Regions from separate parts of the Mus musculus genome. Here region 2 is linked to region 1. Evidence: chromatin loops called from intact Hi-C (ENCODE). Cell type or tissue: heart. All regions are shown on one strand. Each heading gives the region's core, and the rest is flanking DNA. Links, peaks and the distances in the headings are about the cores only.

What was found. A loop is a pair of places that touch in the nucleus more often than their neighbours do. Peaks named below come from ENCODE experiments on the same cell type or tissue, not always from the same donor. Only the 100,000 strongest peaks of a DNase experiment are listed, where the experiment ranks them.
Region 2: a loop joins it to region 1, with 2.2 times the contacts of the local background. A loop is called at or near these places in 3 of 42 quality-filtered maps.

What each region holds. Positions count from the first base shown.
Region 1 is chr5:91,577,681-91,580,599 of GRCm38, reverse strand. The region is part of intron 1 of Parm1 (prostate androgen-regulated mucin-like protein 1); the gene reads right to left. Among named protein-coding and RNA genes, the nearest start is that of Parm1, 61 kb to the right of the region's middle. In heart, for the core only: no CTCF peak of the experiment used is centred there; a DNase peak (open chromatin) is centred at 1,459.
Region 2 is chr5:91,627,913-91,630,831 of GRCm38, reverse strand. No RefSeq gene overlaps it. Among named protein-coding and RNA genes, the nearest start is that of Gm36222, 79 kb to the left of the region's middle. In heart, for the core only: no CTCF peak of the experiment used is centred there; a DNase peak (open chromatin) is centred at 1,151; H3K27ac peaks cover 2,028 bases.

The DNA.
Region 1 (2,919 bases), core at 237-2,736:
TGTGTTGTAGTTTTTTGGGTCCTCAACACTGTCACGGATATGCAGGCCACCCAAAGGAAGTGGGAACCATGATACCGTCGCGTCCCTGGGTAAAGAATGGAAACCCAGTCATCGCCAGGCTACCAACACATGTGCACACTTACAGCTTGCACAAAGTTGTAACTTGCAGAAGACTGGAGTGAGGCTAATCTTATTTCCAGCCGTGCTATGCCTTTGCTGTGCTTCCTGAAGTCTGAGTGCTAGAAAACAAATCCTTGGTGTAGCTGTGTTGGGAGGTGGGACCTTTGATGCTGGCATTGTGGGTTAGTGATGGTGTGGGTGGGTTTCCGGTGAATACATACGTTTGGCTGCAGTCCTCTCAAGATCCCTTCTAGCATGTACCTGCATGCATATGCAGATGTGTGAATATGTGCGTGTGTGCATGTGCACATGTGCTGTCACCCAATCGCCCTCCACCATGGGGAAGACCCTCCCTCTGTCACCCGTTCCCCCTCCACCATGGGGAGGACCCTCCCTCAGATGCCAGCACCTCCACTGTGGCCTCTCCAGCCTCCTGAACTGAAGCAAAGCACTGGCTCTTTATAAATGACCCAGGCTGTGGCACTCTGTTGTAGCAGCGCAAAGCAGATGTAGATAAGGTATTGTCAAGGTAGCCTATTAATATTGCAGGGGTGAATCCCATTTGAGAAAAATTGCCCATAATGAAGTAAATCAGCTGCGATCAATAGGCAAGATCATGCTTTATTTAAGAGGTGCCGTGGGTAATGAATTTTCATCAAACACTTCAAGTGACAAGGGAAATGGCCTGTTTGAAGAAACTCTGTGACAAATCCTCATTTAATGTAGTTAATCACCTCCCAATTTGTTACCTGTGCCAGAAGCGTTCAGACTTTTAATTTCCCCTAAAATCCCTGCCTCTCTTCTGCCTTTGTTACCTAACAACCCTCACGATTCCAGAAAGATAACAGCTACTTTCTCAGAGTTTGAATTTGTGCCTAAAATGATTTTAGTTATTACTCAAGCACACACAACCACACAAACATCTTGTGTGCCCCATGTATGCACGGGGGTACGTGTGTGGGGTACCTGGTAGAAGTCGACCTAAGGTATCAGTCGGAAGATCCCCCACAAGATCAATTAGTGTGCTTTCTTGAGACACGGTCACTTACTGGATCTAGAGCTTGTCCATTAGCCAAGGGTAGATGGCAAGCAAGCCCCAAATATCCACTGGTCTGTAACTCCTCAGCTCTGGACTTACAAGAGCACAGCACTGTAGCCAGCCATTTTATGTAGGTTCTGGGTATTGAACTGAGGTCTCCTTGATTCTCAGAGACTTGCACTTTAACCCAGTGAGCTTTTGCCTCAGCCTCCAATGCTCCACTTGTTAACCAGCCCCCAACTGCTGTCACCATGAGTGTCTCTCAAGCACCTGGAGCCCAGGCTCCTCTGCTAATGACCCCTTCGCACTGCCAGCTGGAAGGAGTCGCCGGAGCTGCTGCTGGAACACAGCATACTCTGATAGAGTCTTTGGGACCCATCACAATGTGATTCTGTATCCGTGGCCGACACAAGCTATTAGACACATCAGTCTGGAAGGACAGATTCTGGCAACGTGAGCTAAACTGGAGAAATTTTGGAAGCTATATAAAAACTGGCTCCGTTCATAGCTCAACCCAAAGAATAACTTTGCTTTGGGTATACTTAGAATTTCTAAGTACTGTGGCTTAGTTCAAAAAGGGAAGAAAGAAAAAAGAACTGCCCGTATTCAGTCTTCTGTACCGCTTTGCCTCTTGTATTCTCATGTTCCCTCTGGCACTAGTGGGATTATGGGGTGACACCCTCATCCCTGTGTAATCCAAGGCAGAGTTTCACAGACATCTGAGGTATCTTTATGTGAAAAGCACTTCCAGGTCTGAGTACGCAGCCTCTGTTCCCTGCTGCCTTTCAGGGGTTTGTGTTGATACAAACCAAATCCCCTGAGCACCCTTTACTTCAGCCATAATCCTTTCCCCCTTTTCAAGTTCTAATCCAAAGTTTGCAAGAGGCAAAACTGTGGTTTGTGTCCAGAGGTTTATGACTTCCAGGGGTGTTTCAGGTCTTTAGTGAAGATCATCGTTTTTTCCCCCTATAGACAGGGAGTTATAGACGAGAGGAGTTCTTACGGGAACTCCTTTGCAGCAGGGTGAAATAAATCAGTAACCCCCCTCCCTTCTCTCCTTTCCCCTCTCCCTAAACAATTCAGAAAGGAAGGAATATTTGGGCCCAGCTCAGCTGCACAAATTCCTCATATCATCACTCATCGAGGGCAATGACTGGCTCGTTCTTTTAGGTTGTGGGATAGACACAGGTCCTCTGGTAGGGACTCTGATAGCCAGGCTATCAACATGTTCAGAGGCTGTTTCAGGAGGACAGATACTCATCTTATGCTGAAAGATCCTTCCCTAGTTAGGCCTCGGCAGGCTAGGCAGGAGCTCTGTGGCTGGGTACAGTTGAGGCTGTAATTGCATTCACAGCTCTTCGTTCCAGAAAATCTACCTTTTTCTGAGTCCTTATCAAATAATGATGTATAGAAAGGCCAAAATTATTCTTTCCAAGATCAGAAATGGCATTTCTATTTGCTGTGTAATTGAATCAAGAGCACTTCACTTTGGTCTCCTATCTCATAAGCCTGTTCTTTGCCTCTCTATCCAAGCGAGAAATAGCAAACTACATAAGACACGAACAAACTTTCTTTAAGGATGCAGAGATCAGTTCTGCCTTGACGTGTGGAATGTGCCTGGTGTTAATTTGGTTTCCATTTCACAGCAATAAAGTGAAGCTCAGTTTGGGTGAAGATGACTGAACGAGGCAATGAGAGGAAAAATCTCTAAAATGATAATAAGCAAGGCCAACCCTCCCGTCTCCTCACCACGTGAGCCC
Region 2 (2,919 bases), core at 196-2,695, 50 kb before region 1:
ATGACGTTGTATAGTGATAGTATACACAATCTGTCTATGTTTCTAGGTAGGGCCTAGGGGAGGTGATCAGGATTAGAGGAAGTCACTAGTATTGAGCCCTCATAACTGAATGTTGCTGCCTTTTGAAGAAGAGACTAGAACACACACACACACACACACACACACACACACACACACACACACTCCTTGTCTTTTGCCATATGATACCTTATGAGATGGCGAGACTGAGTATGAAGGTTATCACCCAATGTGGCGCCTTGACCATGTTATCTCAAGAAGTGTGAGTCAAAATGGACCTCCTCCCAGCGTTCCTAGCCTGAGGTGTTGTGTTACTATATGTGTTTCCACTCTATGTAGAAATACACTGTGACCTTGAGCACAAGAATAGGATGTAGGCAGAGACACCACAGAAACTGCCAAGTGACCAGCCCTGGGGATTGTGCTGCCTTCAAAAGACCCAAAGCATCGCCAAGAGCAAGAATTACTGTGTAGGGCCTCTGTAGAACCCTTTGCTATAGGGAGGACCTTGCTTTCATGCTGAGTACCCAGCTCTAGCTGCAGGCTATCCCACATAGGTAGACCTGTCTGATGGCTGGCAGAGTACAGGTACCCAGATATCTGTCATGGGATGAGGATTCTGCCTGGAAGGGCCACAGAGCATCGATTCTGAAGACCATGGGTCAACACTTCCTCTGCCTGACCACCCTGCCACCTGTGTCCACAGGCTATTTTTCTAAAATAACACGTTTGGCCCTTAGCTTCTTCATCCATACTATGGGAGATATTAATAATATCTGCCTCACAGGGATGTTAAGCTCGAATCCAGTGCTCAAAAACAGTATGTGGCTCATGGTAGGTGCTAAGTAAGGAAACAGTATCATTACTGTTCTAAGGGAGGACAAGCTGACACAATGGTGTACCTTTGGGTAGTATCAGGAGTGACTCTGCTGGGGACTCAGATAGGATTCCCATGGATATCAGGGAAACGAAAAAGTTTATACTGGATTTCAAGAGCCCACGGCCCTGTGCTGGTGTCCTCTCAGTACAGGAGGGCAAGTAGTTTCCCCCTAGAGAAGATAGCTTGGCAGACAGCAGGAGTTAGCACAAAGGTGACAGTGCCAGGAAGGGAACATGTGCTGGGGAGCTGACCAGGCTTGTTGTTGGCCACATGCCAGACCCCTTGAGATTGCTCAAAATAGCTTAGGGGGGCCGGTTCAAGGGCTGGAAAGTCCCGTGTTAGCAGGAGGTGGCAGGGTTAGGCTTAGTCTCTTGTGTGGAAAGAGCTCTGATGGCAGACAGTTGGTTTGAGTCCCAACCCTGACAGTAACTAAACTTAAACTATCGGGAAGGCTAGTTCATGTTATCCATCACTGAGCATGTGGACAGATTTAGTGTATTGATGAATAAGCTTCACATCTTAGCATTTGCATGAGAAAGGGAGTATGACCTCTAAAGCTAACATAGACAAGCCCCACCAGCATCTCAGCTACCCAATGTATTGTAACCACTCAGTTTATTGGTTCACAGAGAAACGGACTGCATTTGTTGATACAAACTGATGCTGTTATCATGCAGTGAGATGTTCTGGTGAAGTGAATGTAGCTGGCTCTGCCCTGGACAAAGATGAGATCCTTTAAGGGTGCGATGTCACCTCTTGAAGCTTTCCTTCCACAAGACCAGTGCCTTTTGATTCAGTGCTCTCTCACAAAGCTCAAATGTTAACTATCCAATTGTAGATGTGTAAACTGTTTTAGATTGGATACTAAATACTTGAAAAGATCATGATTTAGTGTTGACAAATTGTCACATAAGGAAAGATATTGATTTGGACATTAGAACTTAGGAGTGTGTTAATGCAAGTTCGAAGCCAGCCTGGTCTACAAAATGAGTTTCAGGACAGCCAGGGCTATACAGGGAAACCTGCCTCGAAAAACAAAACAAAAACAAAAACAAAAAAACAAAAAAGAGTGTGTTAATGCTACACATTCTTTGTGTGTTAATGTCTAGTTTACGGGTGTACCTGTGTGTGCTTACGTGTGTTTAAATGCAGGAGGAAGTCAGAGGTTGTTGTCCGGTATCTTTCTCTATCACTCTTCATCTTACTTTTGGAGACAAGGTCTCTCTCTCTCTCTCTCTCTCTCTCTCTCTCTCTCTCTCTCTCTCTCTCTCTCTCTCTCTCCCCTCCCTTTTCTCCTCATCTTCCTCTTTCCCCCTCCTCCTCTCCCTTTCTCCTTCCCCCCTCCTCTTCTTCTCCCCTCCTCCTCCCCCTTCTTTCCCCCTGTCCTCTGACTCTCTATGAACCATTTTTGCTAGACTGACTATCCAGCATACCTTCAGGATCCCCCTGTCCCTGACCTCCAGCTCCAGAGTTACAGACATCACCACCATTCACAGCTTTTACGTGGGTGCTGGGAACCAGGTTCAGGTTCTCACGCTTACACAGCAAGTACTTTGCTGACTGAGTCAGCACCCTAGCCTAGCTATATATTCTCATTAGGCGTCTGATTACTTTTAAATTTAAAGCACGTTCTTACTATCTCCATTCAGGAAAGCCTTTAAAAAATTTAAATAGCTCAACAATTTATTTATTTTATTTATGTATTTGTTTTATCTTATGATCATTAATTTTATGAAATGGTTATCTTTTTTTATTTTTCACTGTTTATAAATGGCTATCTTTAAAAATTGTGTGTGTGTGTGTGCATGTGAGTGCAGTTGGCCAAAGAAACCAGAAGGAAGTGTCAGGTGCCCTGGAGCCAGAGTTATAGGCAGTTGTGTGCTACTTATCAAGGGTGTTGGGAACTGAAATTAAGTCCTCTAGAAAGGTATCTTTAGGGCCTGAGAAACATCAAATAGGAATCTCCTGTTGCTTTTGTGCCCAAGGTAGGTCTTCAAGAGGTCACGACTCATGGGTCCGTT